Regions from separate parts of the Homo sapiens genome. Here region 2 is linked to region 1. A link is an interaction called in ENCODE POLR2A ChIA-PET data of the cell type or tissue named here. Cell type or tissue: PC-9. All regions are shown on one strand. Each heading gives the region's core, and the rest is flanking DNA. Links, peaks and the distances in the headings are about the cores only.

Evidence for each region. Peaks named below come from ENCODE experiments on the same cell type or tissue, not always from the same donor. Only the 100,000 strongest peaks of a DNase experiment are listed, where the experiment ranks them.
Region 2: POLR2A ChIA-PET joins it to region 1 with 10 read pairs; 2 of 35 experiments call an interaction of 5 or more read pairs at or near these places.

What each region holds. Positions count from the first base shown.
Region 1 is chr7:50,729,137-50,739,045 of GRCh38, reverse strand. GRB10 (growth factor receptor bound protein 10) reads left to right here. Exons shown (of 19, transcript NM_001350814.2): 4 at 6,678-6,774. The coding sequence starts at 6,724. Among named protein-coding and RNA genes, the nearest start is that of GRB10, 49 kb to the left of the region's middle. In PC-9, for the core only: no CTCF peak of the experiment used is centred there; a DNase peak (open chromatin) is centred at 5,235; H3K27ac peaks cover 1,249 bases.
Region 2 is chr7:51,069,957-51,079,865 of GRCh38, reverse strand. All of the region lies in intron 7 of COBL (cordon-bleu WH2 repeat protein), which reads left to right. Among named protein-coding and RNA genes, the nearest start is that of COBL, 240 kb to the left of the region's middle. In PC-9, for the core only: no CTCF peak of the experiment used is centred there; no DNase peak of the experiment used is centred there.

The DNA.
Region 1 (9,909 bases), core at 1,071-9,070:
CTATAGTCCAATAAAGAAGTTTAAGCTTTATCATGAAGATTATTTAAATTTTCATTAATTAAAATAAACAAATTTTAATATATTATTTATAATGATAATCTTGCAAAGGAGGGTTTAACCTTCGACATTAAAAGAACAATGTGAAACCACCACAGCAAGCCAAACTTGTTAGTAGGCCCTTTTAATCAAGGGAAGCAAAAAGACAACAGATATTGATACAATTTCTTAATCATCTGACAACGGTTAATGAGAAAGTCTTTAGTTATTATAGACAGAAAGCTGCTATCTATCTACTGGCTTATAAAACTATTCCTCATTATCTGTGAATATGAATCACATATTTTGATAAATCAGCTGATGATTTAGAATCTGAACTCTTTAAAGTAGCACAGTAGATGATCCAGTTGTATAACTGTAGGATGTTCAGAAGTGAGCTTTTTATCTGGGCATGGTGGTGAACTCCTCTAGTCCCATAAGTCCCAGCTGCCTGGGAGGCTAAGGATTGCTTGATCCCATGAATTTGAGGCTGCAGCAAGCTTTGATCACACCACTGCTCTCCAGCCTGAGTGACAGAGGGAGACCGTGTCCCTTAACATTCCATGTATGTATATACCACATTTTGTTTGTCTGTTGATGAATTATCCATTAATTCATCAGTGGACACTTAGGTTGCTTCCACCTTTTGGCTATTGTGAATAGTGCTGCTATGAACATGGGTATAGAAGTACCTGAGCCTCTGCTTTTGATTAGTTTGTATTATATGCTTAGAAGTGGAGTTGCTATTATATGCTTAGAAGTGGGTCATATGTTAATTCTATGTTTAATATTTTTGAGGAATCACCATATTATTTTCAACCACAGCAACACCATTTTGCATGCCTACCAGCAATGCTCAGGGGTTCCAGTTTCTCCACATCCTCACCAATACTTGTGGTTTTATTTTTTATATCAGTCAGCCTAATGAGTGTCAGGTGGTATCTTGTTGCAGTTCTGATTTGCATTTCCCTAACGACTAGTGATGTTGAGGACCTTTTCATGTGCGTTTTGGCCATTCGTATATCTTCTTTGGAGAAAAGTCTATTCAAGCCCTTTGTGCCTTTTTAGATGAGGTTGCTTATGTCTTTTGTTGTTGAGTTGTAGGCATTCTTTATTGCATTCGTCTGTTTTTTTTGTTTCTTTGTTTGTTTGTTTGTTTTTGAGGTAGAGTTTTGCTCTTGTCGCCCAGGCTGGAGTGCAATGGCGTGATCTCAGCTCACTGCAACCTCTGCCTCTGGGTTCAAGCAATTCTCCTGCTTCAGCCTCCTGAGTAGCTGGGATTGCAGGTGCCTGCCACCATGCCCGGCTAATTTTTGTATATTTAGTAGAGATGGGGTTTCACCATGTTGGCCAGGCTGGTCTTGAACTCCTGACCTCAGGTGATCCACCTGCCTCGGCCTCCCGAAGTGTTGGGATTACAGGTGTGAGCCACCACGCCCGGCCTAGTCTGTTGTTATATTGCTATAAAGAACTACCTGAGACTAGGTAACTTATAAAGAAGAGATAAAGAAGAGAGGTTTAATTGACTCACAGTTCCGCAGGCTGTACAGGAAGCATGGCTGGGGAGGCCTCAGGGAACTTAGACTCATGGAGGAAGGTGAAGGGGAAGGAAGCACATCTTACGTGGCTGGAGCAGGAGAAAGAGTGAAGAGGGAGGTGCTACACACTTTTAAACAGCCAGATGCTATGAGACCTTTATCATGAGATAGCACTAGGGGGATGGTGTTACGCCGTTAGAAACCACCCCCATGATCCGGTCACCTCCCATCAGGCTCCATCTCCAACGCTGGGGATTACAGTTCAACATGAGATTTGGGTGGGGACACAGAGCCAAACCATATCATTTATATATTCTGGGTTTTAATCCCTTATCAGATAAATGCTTTGTAAGTATTTTTTCCCATTCTATGTGTTGTCTTTACAATCTTTTGATAGCATCCTTTGATGCACAAACATTTTGAATTTTGGTGAAACCCAGTTTATTTTTTCTTCGGCCTGCACCTTTGGTGTCATATCTGAGAAATCATTGTCATATTTAATGTCATGAAGATTTTTCCCTGTCTTTACTTCTAAGAGTTTTATAGTTTTAGCTCTTACGTTTAGGTCTTTCATACATTTTGAGTTGCTTTTTGCTTATGGTGTAAGTTTAGAGTCCAGCTTCATTTTGTTGCATGCTGATGTCCAGTTTTCCTAGGACCGTTTAAAAAAAATTGGTTATTTTTATTTTTTTGAAACAGTCTCACTGTTGCCCTGGCTGGAGTGTAGTGGCGTTAATCACAGCTCACTGCATCCTCAATTCCTGTGCTTAATTTGATCCTTCTGCCTCAGCCTCCCAATTAGCTGGGACTACAGTGCACGTGACCATGCCTGGCTAATTTTTTTAGAGGCGGTGTTTCACCATGTTGTTCAGGCTGTTCTCAAACTTCTGGGCTCAAGCAATCCACCTGTCTCTGCCTCCCAAAGTATGGGGATTACAGGCGTGAGCCACCATACTCAGCCCCCAGAACCATTCATTTATTGAAAAGCCTGTCTTTTCCTCAGCGAATGGTCTTGGCATCCTTACTGAAAATCAGTTGACCATATATGTGAGGATTTATTTCTGGGCTGTTTGTTTTATTTCATTGGTGTATGTTAGTCCTTATGTTAGTACCAGACTGTTTTGATTACTGTAGCCTGGTAGTAAGTTTTTTTGTTATTGTTCATTTTGTTTTCTTTTGTTTTTTTGAGATGAAGTCTGGCTGTGTTGCCCAGGCTGGAGTGCAGTGGCGCAATCTCGGCTCACTGCAACCTCCACCTCCCAGGTTCAAGCAATTCTCCTGCCTCAGGCTCCCAGGTAGCTGGGATTACAGGCACATACCACCACACCTGGCTAATTTTTGTAGTTTTAGTAGAGGTGAGGTTTCACCATGTTGGCCAGGCTGATCTCGAACTCTTGACCTCAAGTGATCCGCCCGCCTTGGTCTCCAAAGTGCTAGGTTTACAGGCGTGAGCCACCATGCCCAGCCGTTAGTAAGTTTTGAAATCGGGAAGTGTGAGTTCTCCGTGTTGTTCTTTTTCAAGATTGTTTTGGCTGTTCAGGTCCCTTGAGAAGCCATATGAATTTTAGGATGGCTTTTTGTTTTGTTCTGTTTTGTTTTTTTTCCTGTAGTTTACTCAAAAGGCAAACAAAAAATCTTTCATTTTATATATATCACAATATTATATAAACGTCTTTTTCAAAAGAGAAAACCAAATTTCATGTTTGTATTAGTGCATCTTTAATGCTAAAGCTACTTTTTAATAAAATTTTTTAAATCTGTCTAGTTTTAATTAGTTTTTATTAGTTTTAATGAGTTTGACCATAAGGTAAGATTTTCATAAACTTTTTAGAGTCCTTTACAGTTTTTCATTGAATAGCAGATCACTTTTTTTAAGGAAACCCTGTTACTCAGACACATGGGCCCACATTCTGGCCCTGCATCAGTGTGCTTTCATTTTCATGTTCAACCTACAGAAAAACCTAAATCATCCCCTTTCAATCTTAGCCAGCTTGCTCACAGAACTTCACAAGATCAGCCCTTCACACACCCTCAGCTCTGTTTCTGCAAAAAAAAATATCATTAGGATATTGATAGGGACTGCATTGAATTTGTAGATTGCTTTAGGTAGTATTTCATCTTAACAATATTAGTTCCTCCAACACAGCATGTCTTACCGTTTATTTATGTCTTTATTCTTTTAGCAATGTTTTAGTTTTCAGTGTACAAGTAGTTCACCTCTTTGATTACATGTATTTCTAAGTATTTTGTTATTTTTGATGCTATTGTAAATGGAATTGTTTTCTTAATTATCTATTGGATTGTTCTTAATTTATAAACACAAATGGTTTTTGCGTGTTCACTTTGTATCCTGTACCTTTGCTGAACTCATTTACTAGCTCTGATAGTTTTTTATTATGGAATCTTTAGGGTTTTTACATATAAGATTATGTCATATGTCATCTCTGAACCTTGATGATTTTAGTTCCTCCTTTCCAATTTGGATCCCTTTTATTTCTTTTTCTTGTCTCAGTGCTCTGGCGAGGACTTCCAATACTATGTTGAATAGAAGTGGTGAAAGTTGGCGTCTTTGTCTTGTTCCTGATCTCAGGGGAGAAGCTTTTCATCTTTCACCATTAAGCATGATGTTAGCTGTGGATTGGTTACATTTTATTAGAGACCAGAGATAGCCCAGCCCTCTTACTGTATCTAACTATAGTTTACTTGTCCCAAGGAAACTGTTCCACTGGGCTTATGGGACACACATTTTCCTGGCGGAGAAGCCATCTCCTTTGGCAAATACTTTCAAAGGTGATATTTAGGTAATAAAATTGGCATATTAAGTGATATTTTTGACAGTCTTAACACACATTAAGTTTGAAACTTCAGGGAGAAAATAAGAACATATTTCTATATGTCAAACACATCCAGGAATTCCAGAAGGCATATTAGTGAGGGCCAGTGAGTCTCCACGGATGAGCTGGGAGACTGGGAGATGACCACAGCAGGGAGGCGTGCGGCGTGCGTGGGGGGTGTGGGCAGCCTGGTGGGATGTGGCAGAACTGTCACCCAGCGGGCAAGGTGGCCAAGAGGACACTCCTTCCTCTCCCAGGCCCTCAGAGATGTGGGCGAAGGGGAGAGAAACAGGTCCTTGCAGTTAGGGGAGAAGGCAGAAAGAGTGTTTAGAGATGGGGCTAGGACATGGGAGGTGGTGGGGTGAGGTAGAGAGTGAGGAGTCGCACAAGAGTGTGTTTGCTGGTGTGGAAGGCAGAGGCCGCCTGGCTGCCCGCAGGAGACATCCAGGCATGGTCCTGCGATCTGGCAGCAAATGATTTGGGGCACTGATCCACCTCAACGGCTAGGGGTGACGGCCTGTCCAGTGAACCCAAACCGATATGTGTATGAAAATAAATAAATATATGTTTAAATATATAAATATTTATATTCATATGTATTCAATATATAAAGATTTATTTTAAGGAACTTGCAAGTTTGAAATCTGCAGAGCAGGCAGGCTGGAAACTCAAGCAGGAGTTTGCTACAGTCTTAAGCTAAATTCTTGTTTCTCTAGGAAATCTCAGTGTTTGCTCTCAAGGCCTTCTGTGGATTGGGTAATGCCTCTGTTAAGGGTCATTTCCTTTAAGCCAAGTAACTGTAGACATTAACCACACCTACAGAATACCTTCATGGCAATAGCCAGACTGGTGTTTGACTAAGTGACTGGGAATTAGAGCCTGGACTGTTGACGTGTAACACCAGCTACCCCGAGGACAGGCTGACTGTGAGCCGGAGAAGGCTGAGGCCTTGGGGCTGCTGATCATGGCAGAGGTGAAGGGTGGATGCGGGCACAGTTCTCACTGAGTAGGTTGGGGACGTCTGAGCCAGGTCATGGACCTGCTCCCTTCATTGTGCCAGTACTTCCACTGCTATTGACTGCTTCCTTTCAGCCCCAGCAAAGTGTTCTGGGGCGTTCTTTGGTGATTTGAGGGATTCTAGAGAAACTCTTGCAGAAAACATGGTTGGTAGTAAATTTTACAGATCTGGGATGCTTCTGTTCCTTTTAGCTGTGATGAGAATTCCCTAGTGATTTTATATTTTGGGTCTGTGTTAGTTTAGTAAGGCTGTCATAACAAAGTGCCACAGACTGGGGAGGGGGCGAGGGGACTTAAATAGCAGAAATCCATTTCCCGCAGTCTGGATATTGGAAGTCCATGATCAAAGGTATCGGCCGATTTGGTTTCTCCTGAGGCCTCTCTCCTTGGCTTGCAGATGTTCATTTTCTCAAGGTGTCCTGACATGGTCTTCTCTCTGTACAAGTCTGTGTTCTAATATTCTCTTCTTACAAAAACACCGCTTGTATTGGATTAGGGCCCACCCTCATCATCTCATTTTAACTTAGTGACGTGTTTAAAGACCCTCCTTCCAAATACAGTCACATTCTGAGGTACTAGGAGTTAGGGCTGCAGCTTAGGAACTTTGGGAGGATACAGTTCATCCCATAACAGGGTCTTGTCTTGATTTTTGTTGTTGTTATTCTGATTGTTAGAATTAATATCCCTCATTTTATTCGGTACTAGGTGCCGTGGCCCACAGGGGAGAGTATGTAATGAGTTTGTCAGGTTGGATGTCCACTGAGAATTCCGATTTGTTCTATGGCTTGTGGAGCTAGTGTTCACTCAAATGATGTTCTGTGGTCCTGTCCCCAAACACACACACACAACCCCTTCTGGGCTTCTTTGGAATTTGTCTGAATCCCTATTTGCGAAAGCTTGATGAAGTTTGCAGGGTGTTAATAGATGGTATAGGGAAGAAGGGTGAGGCAGTGCAGGAGAGTGCTGGGAATGTGTGAGTTAAATTTAGAGGGTCTGATGTCACCCTCACCACTCTGGGCACCCTTCTACCCCACAGACTTTTGACCTCACAGATGACCTCTCAGGGCACCATAGTTGGGGACCATCTCTGCATGTCAGCAAAAAGCTGGTGCCCCGAGCAAGTGTCCTTACTGAACCTACAAGCTAAGACCAAGAGCTGCCCATTCAGACATGTCACACTTGAACCAGCCATAAGTAGTGGATTTTTTTTTTTTTTTCTGGCTTGGCTTCTCACAGTCTGTCTTTATTCCAGGTGCTGCAGCGCAGTAAATGTAATTTGAAGAAGGCAGAAGGAACCCATGGCTTTAGCCGGCTGCCCAGATTCCTTTTTGCACCATCCGTACTACCAGGTATGGGCGAGCACATATATCTGATCCTGGCCCGATGGTGCTGGTCGAGGGCCAGGGCACACATGTCGCCAGCAGCCATGGATCGTTTCTGTAGCTCTCAGGTCACTAGGACACGCTGGAGCAGGGGCTGGTGACAAGTCCCATGGTGCAGAGGCCCACTGCCCTTTCTGCCTCGGTCTTCTGTGTCTTGCTTTGCCTTGTAAGATAGCGTGGTCATATTCCCGTTTGACTGTGCGTACTTTTCTAAAAGAGTTTGGTTGTAGTACAGAGTTGCCCCCTGAGAGCCGGGCTTCCGTGTTTGGAATGAAGCAAGCACTCACTGTGTTTTTCACCTTCTGGGTCGGGCCAGACACTCCTGATGACGGGTTCTGCAGTGATGGTGGTTGTCGGGACATTCACCTGGACACATGTGCTCACGCGTGAGGGAGTGGGAAGGAGAAAGGGCTTGGTGTCTTAACAGATGTTCTAGAGGGAGTCCTCTCCACAGATTGGCTCTTTCCTTTCCTGAGAGCCCTAGGTGGAATTTTGTGGGAGAACAAGTTCATTTCTGTTCCTTCACTTTCTCTAGCTCTTCTTCATGGGCTGCTAGAACAGTTTCATCTGCAAGTTCCCTTCATCTTCTGAAACAGATTTTATTTGAACTTTCACTTGGTGTAGACAGATTCATTGTTAGGGGATGGTCTTTGGTTCTTTAGATTTGATTCGCGAATCCTGGTTCATCCTTACTCGTGATTTGTCATTGGAAGTACTTACACCATCTCTCCCAGGCCTGTGACTTTTCGGCTGGAGCAGTCCTAGGTTTGGAAGTCCTTTTATATGTTCAGGCTGTGGTCAGCTTTTTGCACTTCTTTGAACTTATTTTCTCTCTTAGTCTGTGAAGTCTCTTTTTAGCTACTGTGATGAGAAATTGCCTACAGCATTATGGCTGCAAAAAGATGCCTTTGAACATTTTTTTTTTTTTTTTGGTATCTAAGTGAAGCAAGCCTTCGAAGAAAGGCTGAAGATTAGGAATACCGTTCATTCTAATCGTCGAATGTGACACAAAGCCAAAATTGGTTACAAGCCAGAAAAGAGGATTAAAACCTTAGCGAACTGCAAAGTTTGGTGGTGACCCCTGAGTCTGTGTAGTTTGTGAGCTCTGGAACAGGCATCTGCCTCTCCCTCTGCATAATTGTCTTCTTGTTCTTAAAGAGGCTGTGGTTGCCTCCCCCCATTGATTAAAGCTCTGTGCTGCACCCACAGGTCACAAGTCCAGTTCTCGTGTGGCCAGTTAGTGTTAGCTAGTTGTCCGGGCCCGACTGCACCCTTCACCCCTGCCTGCCACTTCCTACTCAGTCCCAAGAGAGTGCAGTCAGTGAGCTCAAAGAACATCCCCAAGGGAAAGTCTCTCTTGAGGTCATTTTCGTAGTGCTGTCCTCGGCTGGGTATAGAATAGGCTTTTAGGGCCAGATAATGGCCACAGAGGTTCTGTCAGCTTCCCTTCCCTTCCTGGCATTTCCAGTTTCCTGCTGGTACCTACAGAAGTGGCAGACTTACAAGCTGTGTCAGTTCCTCCCTTGATGGCCTTGTTAGGTGTTTGTAGTCACCGATGCCCCAGGCTGCTTTCCTGGAGCCAGGAAGTCAGGAAGGAAGGGTGGGCTTTCCCTGCTATGTGCTGTCATGCTTTGAGGAAATACTCATTGCTTCTCAGGGCCATTTGAAAGCACTGTCTTACTCTTTAAAAAATTTGACAGCAAGACTTGGCGGCATATGTCCCTTGTTCCTGGAAAATAAGATGACAGTTCCAGAATTTCTCAGAATATGGGATGATTTACAATGGGTTCCAGTCTTGAGCAGTCGTAATTATATTATAATAATTAGATAAATCTCCAGAGTTTTATAGAGAAAAATTTATTCTTAAAACCTTCAACATACAAATAATTTTCTAATTCTAGCTGTTCACTTGCAGCAGTGGCTTGGATTAGATAGATGGTTCAGTCCGTGAGTCACTGATGTGATTTTTAAAATATGCACAGAAGCACCAAAATTACTGTATGCATTTAATCATCCTGCTGTTGGAGGGCAGCAGTTGGGGAGGGGTTCTGGCAAGGTTGGGGATGACCCACTTCACTTTTAAGACTTAAGTTTTTCCTTTAGAATGTGACACATCATAATTCTCTGACCTTGGAGAAATCCTGCAACTTTCCCTACCGCAGTTTCCATACCGAAGTTTTGGTAGAAAAGGGTTAGTGGTATCTGGGTTGTAGCAGGGATTAGAGGAAATATGTCTAAATTACCCGGCGCCTGGTCATCCTTTAGAAGCTGAGTCAAGGGCTGTGATCTTTAATTCTTTGATAGAGCACCAGCCAGGTACCAGGCACATGTTTTGGGCTAGGGAGCCAGCTTTGAGCTCGGCAGACAGATCTTTGGGGCTCCTGGATTCCAGTGGAGGAGACAGACATGGAACAACTGGCAAGTGAGATAGCTGTGAATAATGATACTAATTCTGAAGCAAATAAAATGGGACAACGGGGGGAGAGAGGGCCGGCTGCCTTGGTCTTCGGGGGGGGCTCCGTTAGTAGGGTCCTATAGCTCATTGTCTGCCATTTTTAAAATCAAAAGGTCTGAAGCAAGAAATTTCCTCATTTATTATGCCACGGCAGAGTCCAGAGCTTTGCCGAACACAGGGTCTGCCTGGGAAGTGGGATGGGGTTTATGGAGCTCCCTCTGGGCCCTGCACATCTGTGTTCATTGATGTGGACACTGTGTTATCATTCTCCATTCCCCAAAACTCTTAATTCTTAACCATGTCCAGCCTCCAGGCTTTTGAAGAAGGAATTATGCACCTATGACAAAATTATGGTAAATAAAAGCAACATTTATTATCTTTCAGAAAAATGCAAAATAGGAAATAAAATGTGCTTGGCTACAAACTTCCGTACACAATGTTGAACTGAGCATTAGAAATGAAACAACTTGCATGTGAATTTTATGTAGGTGATTAAATTTACTGTTGAATTTCCAAAAGCAATGTTTTTATTTTCATAGTTTTCTGATTTCTGAATTAAAAACAATCATGCTTAGAAATGAGCCATCTTAGAAACTCTCCTTGCCATCCTGCCCTGCAGAGCCTCAGCTTTTGGTGGAGATAATGGC
Region 2 (9,909 bases), core at 690-8,689, 340 kb before region 1:
TTTGAACAAATACATGGTTTGTATCAAGAGTTCAGAAGAGGTGGAGCAACCACCTTCCCCGGGTGTATGTGGCTCTAAGAGGCCACCTCTCGGCAGCCGGCTCTGCAGCTCACCCAGCCCATGTGCAGATTGCTCTGAGCTGCGTGCCTGCTCAAGCCACAGCTGCACAGGGCAAGTTCTCTGTGCACACCCTGTGGCCACCTCAGGTGCCTGTCTCTGGCAAGCCTCTCACTCCCTCCAGTGGGAATTCCTCCCACTGCCCTCTAGGCATTTATCCTTTACTGTACTCACTATACCATATTACACACACCTGTTATGTGCCTCCTCTACTAGTTTAAGCTATTAATACTTGGAGGCTTAACTGTTTTATTCATATTTATATCCGTCCTTCAGATAGGTGCCTGACACATAGCATAAATTTAATAAAGAAATATACCAGAATTTATCTCACCATGTGAATTACAAGTATCAAATTATAGTGGAATGTGCTATTCTATTCAGCTTCATTAAACATGTTTTCCAGGCTAAAGAGCATCTAGTACCCAGCATTTTAGGTCTGTCTGTAGGACATCCCTCAAGAGTCAACAGTGCATCAAAGACCTGTTGCAGTTATACTTGAGAAAGATGTGAAAATCTCCGTGGATTTCAGCATCCAGCCTTGGCACCTTCTCGAGTGGTTTCTTGGTCTGGCCTTGCTGCTGGATGCCTTCAGTTGTGTGTTGGCCTCTCTGAAGTGGCTCTCAGTGATCCCCACCTCCTGTGTTCACCCCCTAGCCTCTTGTAGCCTCTTGCCACGAATGCTGACTGTACTTAGTGACTCCTATCTAAGGAATAGAATATGGCAAAGGTAGTGGGATGTCACTTCTTACATCCAAGATTAGGGTTGAAAAGGACTGTGGTCTCCATCTTGGGCACCCTCGCTCACTTGCTCACTCTGAGGAAAGCCAGCCACCACGCTGTGAGCTGCTCTACGGAGACCCACATGGCAAGGAGCTGAGGGAGACTTCAGCCAACTGCCAGCGAGGCGCTGAGGCCCTTTGTCCACTGATCATGAGCCTAGAAACCTGCCAACAGCCACTTGAGTGAAGTTGGGGGCAGATCCTTCCCCAGTAGAGCCTACAGATGAGACCATAGTCCTGATCCACACCTGCACTGTAGCCTGGTGAGAGGCCATGAGTCAGAGGCACCCAGCAAAGCCATGCTTAGATTCTAGACTCACAGAAACTATGGAATAGTCAATGCTTACTGTTTTAAGCCTCTACATTTTAGGATAATTTGTTCTGCAGCAATAGATAACTAAAACAAGTTTCAAGTAAGTGAAACCCATCTCAAACCTACTTCAACAGTTAGGGAATGTCTTATCTCATGGAACAGGAATCCCAGAGTGGAGTAGCATTCAGTATTAGTTGAATCTGAAGCCCAAGTTGTCATCAAGGATCTTAGTTCTTCCTAATTCTTCTCTGTATCATCTTTGGGGTCAGCTTCCCCCTAAGGCTGGGAGCAATGGGTCTGTGGCTGTTCCATGTATCATATCCAGACACTAGAATTTTCATAAGAGGAAGAGAGACTATCTCTTTTAATAGTTTTGTAGGAGAAAGGAAACCTTTCCCAGAAAGCCCCCACTAAAGAGTTCCTCTCATATTTCATTGACTACAATTGAGTAATACACTGACCCAATTCTTTGGCAAGAATGGAATGACCTTAGATGAGCCAGGCCCATCTGGCAGACGGGGATGGGGTCAGCTTTCTCTGAGGTACGTGGAAGTCACTGGTCAATACTGGAGTTCTGTTAACTTGGAAGTATGGGCAACATATGCTATGTGAACAGCCAGCAGTGCGCACTACACATGGGTTGCAGCCTTCAGTTTGATTTTAGTCTGGAGCATGTAGGATGTGTGATGAGTAGGTACAGAGAGGATGGTGAATCACTGTTGAAGAGCAAGTGGGTGATTTGGCTCAAAAACAGTAAGGCCAAGCATCTGAAAGTCAAAAGTCACCAAGGAACCATCCTCCTTGAGGGACGATTTCAGTGCAGAACTGGCCACTTCAAATCTAGCCTCCACCTACACTTCTCATTTTCTGCTTTTCTGGAGCAGAGGAACTATTAGAAATGCTCCTAGCAGTAGAATATGCCTATTCAGCGTTCAGGAACTAAAGCATCTGCTTTCTTGATAGTCTTTGTAGTAAGAGGTGTGTTCATCACATGAATCTGAAGAATACTGGATCTCACTTAAAATTACTTCCTGCTGTAGAAAGCATAATCTTGTCTCTTCCAGAGTTAGTTTACAGTGGACAAAGTGCAGCCTTTTTAAAGGCAACATAGGGCAAGTGTGAAGGTGTGTGTGGCCAAAGAACAAACTCGTGCTCCCTGCTGTCACCTTGTATAGAACTGAGATTTCTGTTGCCTGATCCAGGCTGTCCATGTCTTCCTGGCTGTCATGGTCAGGACAACTTGCAGAGTCTGAGTTGATAAATATCACACATATAGGAGAAGGGCTACTAAGCTATGTAACCTCTCAAAGCTGCATGTCACAAAGGGCATCACTAGTAGGGTTTTGGTGTGTGTTTGATGTTTCCCAGCATGGTTTTAAGAACAATGGAAGACTGGCTCCCAGGTCTGTGGTCTTTAATCATGTTTTTTCTTATTAATAAGATTTTGCATTAAACTTCAGATATCTAATCATGTACACAGATGCTTTATGTGCATGTCTAAACCAATACAGTTGTGTGCATACGGATTTTTCATCATAACTTTCGAATCAGCTTGCTTTCTGCCGCCATTTGATTTCAGTTGAACCTTCATTGTGAATCACCATAATGGAGCCTATTCCCTTAGTGCATTGAATTGTTTATTTACAAGATTTGCAGTGCTGATTATAATTAGGTTATTAACAAGTTATGAATTATCTATTTTAATTAGCAGACCTTGGAGATTTAAAGATCAATGCATATGGAGCTCAAATTACAGATCCTCAATTTACTTTACATTTTTAAAATGAAAATATTCAGTGACTGTCATTTTCTTACACATTTTTCTACACCAGGCTTAAGCAAATAAATCTTTCCTTGGGCATACATTTACAGGGTAATTGACAAAAGATCAAAAGGCATAAAGGGAAGATAGGTCATTGTCTCCTGTTCTAAGCAACCCCCCCCAACAAGGGATACTATTTCTAGCTAATTGATTTTAAATTTGTGACCAAGTATCCAATTCTAAAGAACTTTAAGGAAATTCTAAAACAAGGAAATAAAATGAGAGGAATGAACTATCTATTTTGAATTAGAAGAGAGTATCTTGAGTTTGATCAATGCAGAAATAATAATAATAATGATTTACATTTTAAGCAAGTGATCGAGCAGAGGAACTGCGAATTGCGAATCTAGAAATACTTGTGGCACAGCTTGAAATATTTGGTGGCTACAATCCTATCTCTACACTTGGGGACCAGATGCTCACTAAGGGCTGCTGGCTCGGTGAACAGCCATGTGCTGCTTGAGCAGAGGGCGTGGAACTGGAGAAGGTAGGACGGGAATTTGGCTGATGGCCCTTAGGTTGGGACCAGTCCTCATTAGAGTCCCCTAATGCCTTATTCTCAAATTTGAGCCCAAACTAAGTACTTTTCCTATTTCAAAACGAAGCAGTTAGTTCTAAAGCTTGTGACACAAACACAGTTCTGTGAGTCCTGTTTGTTGTGGGAAACACCCATGAAACACTACAGGTGTGGAGCTCAGAGCAAGCCCTGGGAAGCATTCTTGCCCTTGGCTGGTGTTTATTTGCCACTTTCCTTCCCTGGCAGGAGAGCCAGCCACACAGCTGTTCCTGCTGCCACGGGGCAGGCATGGCATCCAGGAAAACAGGAAGTGGGTCGTGAGCAAATGGGCCTTTTCATAAAATGGAAGGAAATCGTCAACTGTGGGAGCAGAATCTGTCCCTACTCAAAAGTACATTAGAAAAAAACGGAACTGAACTTTTAACCTGTTACTATTGTACCTTGAAAACCATTAAGTCAACCCAACATAGACTGAAGATTGGATGTAGCTTAGAAGTGAAGTAGTGAGAATCAAAATAGATCTATATATAGCTTTTCAAAAAAACCTTATGAGCCTATTTCTTTTTGCTAATTACTTCTTAGTCTTTTATTTACAAGGTACAATGTCCCTAACTTGAGAGAATTAAAGAACTTAGTGACAACTCAGTGGAACAGAACAGCACTTTGCCAGCTCATAAAAGCAGATCGTTAAAATTTCAGGAATTTTGCAAACCAATGGCTGAACAGATCCACTATTAAAAAGTAAATTATATAGACATACAATTAAATAAATAATATTAAAAACAGAGGTAACAAATACTAAAAACTCATCACTTCCTAATTATTTTAGTACATTTCATTACTATTTCAGTGTTCTTGAGGTTGTTTACATGTATCGGATCTGTAGGATTTAATGCTTTAGAATAGTAAAAATATATCATAGTGTGCTACTACACATCTCTTCACAGCACCGCATTCAGTGACTGATGTCAATAGCAGGAAATCAACCATCAAGAAACTATTTATAGCATAGGAATTAGCAAATGTTACAAATCAGATATTGATTGGTCTTGTTAATTGTCTAGATATAAGACAGTGATTGGGAAATGTAATAATACAGATTAAATAGAAAAGTATGTCATATCTGTAGCCAATACATTGTGAATAGCAGAAAAAATTGAGTTGTACATCCATTTTCCAAAAACCATGATCAATTCAGCCAAGTCATTCATGGGATTGACAAATGAGTAAAATTCCAACATATATCTTTCTGGTTTTATTCTCATCTTACTGTCTGATGCCATCATGTTGAAGTTATACTTCTTTGTTAACGGTAATAATTGACTGGCTACAGGTTAAAGAATCTGGGAAAAATTAATGAAAGCATTCTATGAGAATCAACTGGTAATACAGAATTTACAAAAAATAGTATTATGCATTTTATTATTACTTATAAATTTTGTGCTACTTATCCTTTATATAAGTAAAACTGATTATAACTATTTATACCTTTTTCCTCCAAAGAGCTGGTTACTAACCATTTACCAAAATACCACTGCAAAGTAGTAACAAATATGAATAGAAATGGTGAAAAGAAGTAATATTATTTAGTTAAGAAACCTGAGAACAGATTTCTTTGATTTTCATGAGTGCTCAAGCCCTAAGCTGATGCAAATAATCACAACTGTATTTTGTTTCCTTGAGCTTTAACTAGTAGCATGTACTCAGGTTACGTATAAAAACCATGTTGAAGAACTTCTCTTTGGGTTTATATAAATTTGAGTCCTTCCCAGAAATAAGGCATAAACATCTTGATTTTTCAACAATGGTTTGAAGTTGTTATTAAATATCATTACCTTCACGCCTGTAATCCCAGCACTTTGGGAGGCTGAGGCGGGTGGATCACGAGGTCAGGAGATCGAGACCATCCTGGCCAATATAGTGAAACCCCATCTCTACTAAAAATACAAAAATTAGCCAGGCATGGCGGTGCATGCCTATAATCCCAGCTACTCTGGAGGCAAAGGCAGGAGAATCCCTTGAATCAGGGAGTTGGAGGTTGCAGTGAGCCGAGATCGCGCCACAGCACTCTAGCCTGGCAACAGAGCGAGACTCTGTCTCAAAAAAAAAAAAAAAAAAAAAAATCATTACCTTGTTTTACTAGTTAAGAAGTAAATAGAGATTATGAATCAGGCATTCTCTTATGACAATAGTCTTCTAAACTGTTTGTCTCAGGAGGTTTTGGGTGCTGATGTGCACTCAGGCATGGCCCTTCTTTATTTTAATCCCTTTCCCCCAAGGCCTTCAGAGATTTAAAGCTACTCTCATGTAATAGCCCTTTGCACCACAGGTCAGTCTCCCACTAGAGAAAACAGCAGCACTCAAGAGGAGTTTGCTCCACAGGTACTTGGAGTTGATATCCATCTCCAACTCAGTAAATCAACCAGTATTCTCTAAGTTTATATGTGGGGCCTGCCCAGTGTCACCATTATCAAGATGGGATACACTGAAATTGAGGGCATCACAAAGCCATATGGTCTGTTTTCCTCTGGAGTTCTACAAGTAACTTAGACTGTTTTTCAAGAGGTAAGAAATAAATGACTTGCCTACCAGCTGCTTCGTGTCTCGGCTTGTAAGGACCTTAGGTTTCATACCAAATCCAAATAATTTTATGTGGCAACCTGAAAGACCAACCATGAGGGAAGTGATGCTTATGATATGGTTCTTACAGGAGGCAGAATCATATCTGTTGGATCAATAGGCCCTTTCCACAGCTGGCATACAAAAAGACTAAATGGAAAGGAAGAAAACAATAACAATATGCTTTGGCTGATAGAACGCTTGCTATGCAGTGTTAAATCTCCAGGGGCTGGAAAATGAATGATAATGGCAGATATTTATTTCACCGCAAGTGTGCGTTCACATTTTGCCATTTATTTTCCCCCCGCAGTTTATTGCTGTGCGTCATTCCCTACTCAGGCCAAGCGCTTCTGATGGACGGGCCTCTTCCTGACCTCGGACCTTTCCCAGTGTCTCTTCTGCCCTGGCTCTGATTTTCCTGTTGTTCTTCCTCCTTTCAGGATAAAAGGGCTCATTGTATACCCAGAATTTACTTCCTTTGGGGTTTACATATAAATGCATTAATAACAGAGATTTGTTTGATTGAGGTTTATATTTTTTTGAAGGAGGTAAATTATATGCAAATTTTAGGTTGATAATATTCACCTGTCTGAAATTCACTGATACTTGGAAATGTTCCTGTGAAGAACTCTGCTTTATTTTAATTCATTATTAATTCATGTTTTTCTTATTGGATATTCAGTTCCAGAATTTATTGCCAATTTTTCTTAAAACTAGATTGTATCCATAAATTGACCAGTATAGTCAATTTGGATAGAACTGAAACTTTCTGTCTACCTGGTAAAACTAAGTGCCTAAAAACATGAACTATAAATGTAGTTACTAGGAACTCACAACTTATATATACTATCCATTCAATGATACATAGGACCCAATGTCTTTGTGTTTTTGAGGTTTTCCTGTTACTGTGTACTTTGCCATTTTACATAGTTCACTAAAAAGAAAGAAGTGGGAGAAGAAGGGTGTTCTATTCATTATTCTATATTATGATTCTCTTCATTATTCTGTTCTCTTCATTATTCTATTCATTTCTTCACCCATTTATTCACTAAACAGTGACATAGTACTTACTTGATGCTAGGTATTACACCAGTTTTGTGGGCTATAAGAGTGAATAACAAGCACGTGACCTCTGGCCTTGGATTTTACTACCTGTGGCTCCCCAGGCACATGAAAAGAAGTAAAGATGGTTCCATTTGATAAGTACTAGTCACAAGGGTTGTACATGTGATAAAGATGCCAGAGGTTGTGACCACCATGTCTGTGCAGAGGTGCTGCTGGCTCCTCTTTGAGTGTGAGATCCCTCTGCAGTCACACAACCTCACCCAGTTACGAAGAGCTAGTCACCTCAACTGCATTGTCCCAAGACAGGCAGAGTAGGTAAAAATAGTCATATGTTAAAATTCAAGGTTTAGATAAAAAGACAACTAGTTCTTGCTTGCTTTGATTAACTTTTATTATGCAGATGCATTTGAACTGGAGAAGCTTGTCATGTTTCTCTCTAAAAGATGTTTTTAAATGTTATTGCTCAAAATGGAAAAAAAAAAAAAGAATCAGTAAGTATTCCTGACATGTAGGATTGTTGCCTGGCTGATCACAATGAAAATGTTAGCTATGACTAATGAAGGAATTATCACAACTTACATTGGTATTAATAATAAACAAATATAAGCCAAAGCTATATATAACCAATTTAGTGCTATGTATTGGTGAAAAAAACAGAAAGTTACAGAAATTACTCACAATGAAACATAGAACAAGTTAGAAAGGGCCTTTTTTTTTTTTGAAATAAAGGACTTTTGTCTGATAAGTAGCAGTCATTTGACCTCAAATCATTAAATGGGGAAAGTCTAAACAAGAAAAGGTAATGTTTACCTGAATGTTGGGGAAAGCATTAGGATTTATGGCCCAGACTTAAAGATTGTAGAAGATTGTATATAATTACAGCAATAAGCATTTGTGTAAGAAGTAGCTATTATGCTGAAGAAAGATGGGCACACAAAATCTCTAGGCAAATCCTTGGAACAGGGGAAAGTGATACTGCTCATAGAATTATTGGTTCGAGAGGCAGCAAATATGATGCAATAAGTATATCAAACTCAATTAAAAATAGAGGACAGAGGTATGTGGTGGGGGAAAACAAATGCAATAGGGCTAAGTCAGCTTACAGGGGGTGAATATAATTTGAACATGGCACCCCCAATTTACTTGATCATAAAGTTAGCCAAAGACATGAGTGGTCGATCTTTGACAATACTCTAGTGATCTCCATGAGAGATGGCCTGATAGATGTTGGATAGAATGAAGGGCCATTTGATGAACAAGTTTTGTAGATTTACATGTGACTTGGCACTGTGCTGACATTAGAGCCTTCTAAGAATCAGATAAATTAATTAGGTGAAACATTTTTTCCCAAAGCACTTGCATTTCAGAAAGTTTCTCATTTCTGACTCAGCTTAGAACCCATCCCTTGTTACAGGTCATTTCTCCTCCTTATAAGCCATGTCTGTTTCTTTTTTCCATCATGTCATACACCCTATCCACAAAAGATGGTAGCTCACGTTTTCTAACTAGAGACGTGCAGGCAAGTTGAGAGCATGAAGAATCCCTTGGGAATACCAATTCTGTAGCAAATGCTAAGGTAAAAGAAAAACTATGCATTATTTTTCAACTATAGTTGGCTTAAATTCTTAGTTTCACCCTGGAGACCATGTTGCCAGTGGACAATTGAGCATGCTGTGATTTATAAAATGCAAGCTAGTTTATATGATAATGTTTGCCATCTCACTTTACCAGTACTGTTGACCTTTTCATATGATTCTAAAATCACTTACTTGTAAATAAATACTCCTAGTTCTGTAGATGAAACAATTTGGAAAAGTCGTTACTGTTTACTCACTGACATTTTATTTTAGCACCCATTATAATCAGTCACACATCGCATCTGTGTTTGTGATGCTTATCAACTGTTAATTTTCACAGTTTTCATGCTAATTTGGATCCATAAAATGATACAGTTTGTTCACAACTTCCATAGCTCATGTAATGTAATTCAAAACGTTTCCACGTGCAGACTAACATTTCCCATAACAAAACAAACTTTTCTACCATAGGGATAAGAGTGCATCTTCCAAAAATTACAAGAGAAAGTGAGGGCCTTTCAAACAAGTATTCAAGATGTCTTGAGTCATCATAACCAATTACAGATTATCCAGACCCAGAAATTAATCCACATACAGAGCACTTGCTTCCTCTGGCTTCTCGGAATTTTGTGTGTGTGTGTGTGTGTGTGTGTGTGTGTGTTTTAACTGTTTCATCCTTCATACCCAAGGAATGTGGAGCAGGAGAAAAACCCAAAATAGCTTTTGCACCTTATTAGTCACCATGGTAAAATGACAACAAGCAAACTTCAAACACTTCAGTGAAGACAGAGGTTCAAGTATTAAATAAAATGAGGCTCAGGAGTTATCTGTATATTTTTGGTTTCTTTGCTTTATTTGTCACCAATAGCAACGCATAATTGGTAACCCTTTTGCCGAATAACTCCCTTTGCTGGAAGTTTTGTGATTTAAATTTACTGTTACTTCTGTGTTGATTTTACCCTTAAAGGCTTTATGTTATAACCCTTCTTTTTCCTTCTTATTAAGAAAATAACAAACTTTTATTACGTGAACGAAGCTGCATAAAATAAGGCTCTGAGTATATTTTTCAGTAAAGGGAAAAAGAAACCCCCCCAAAA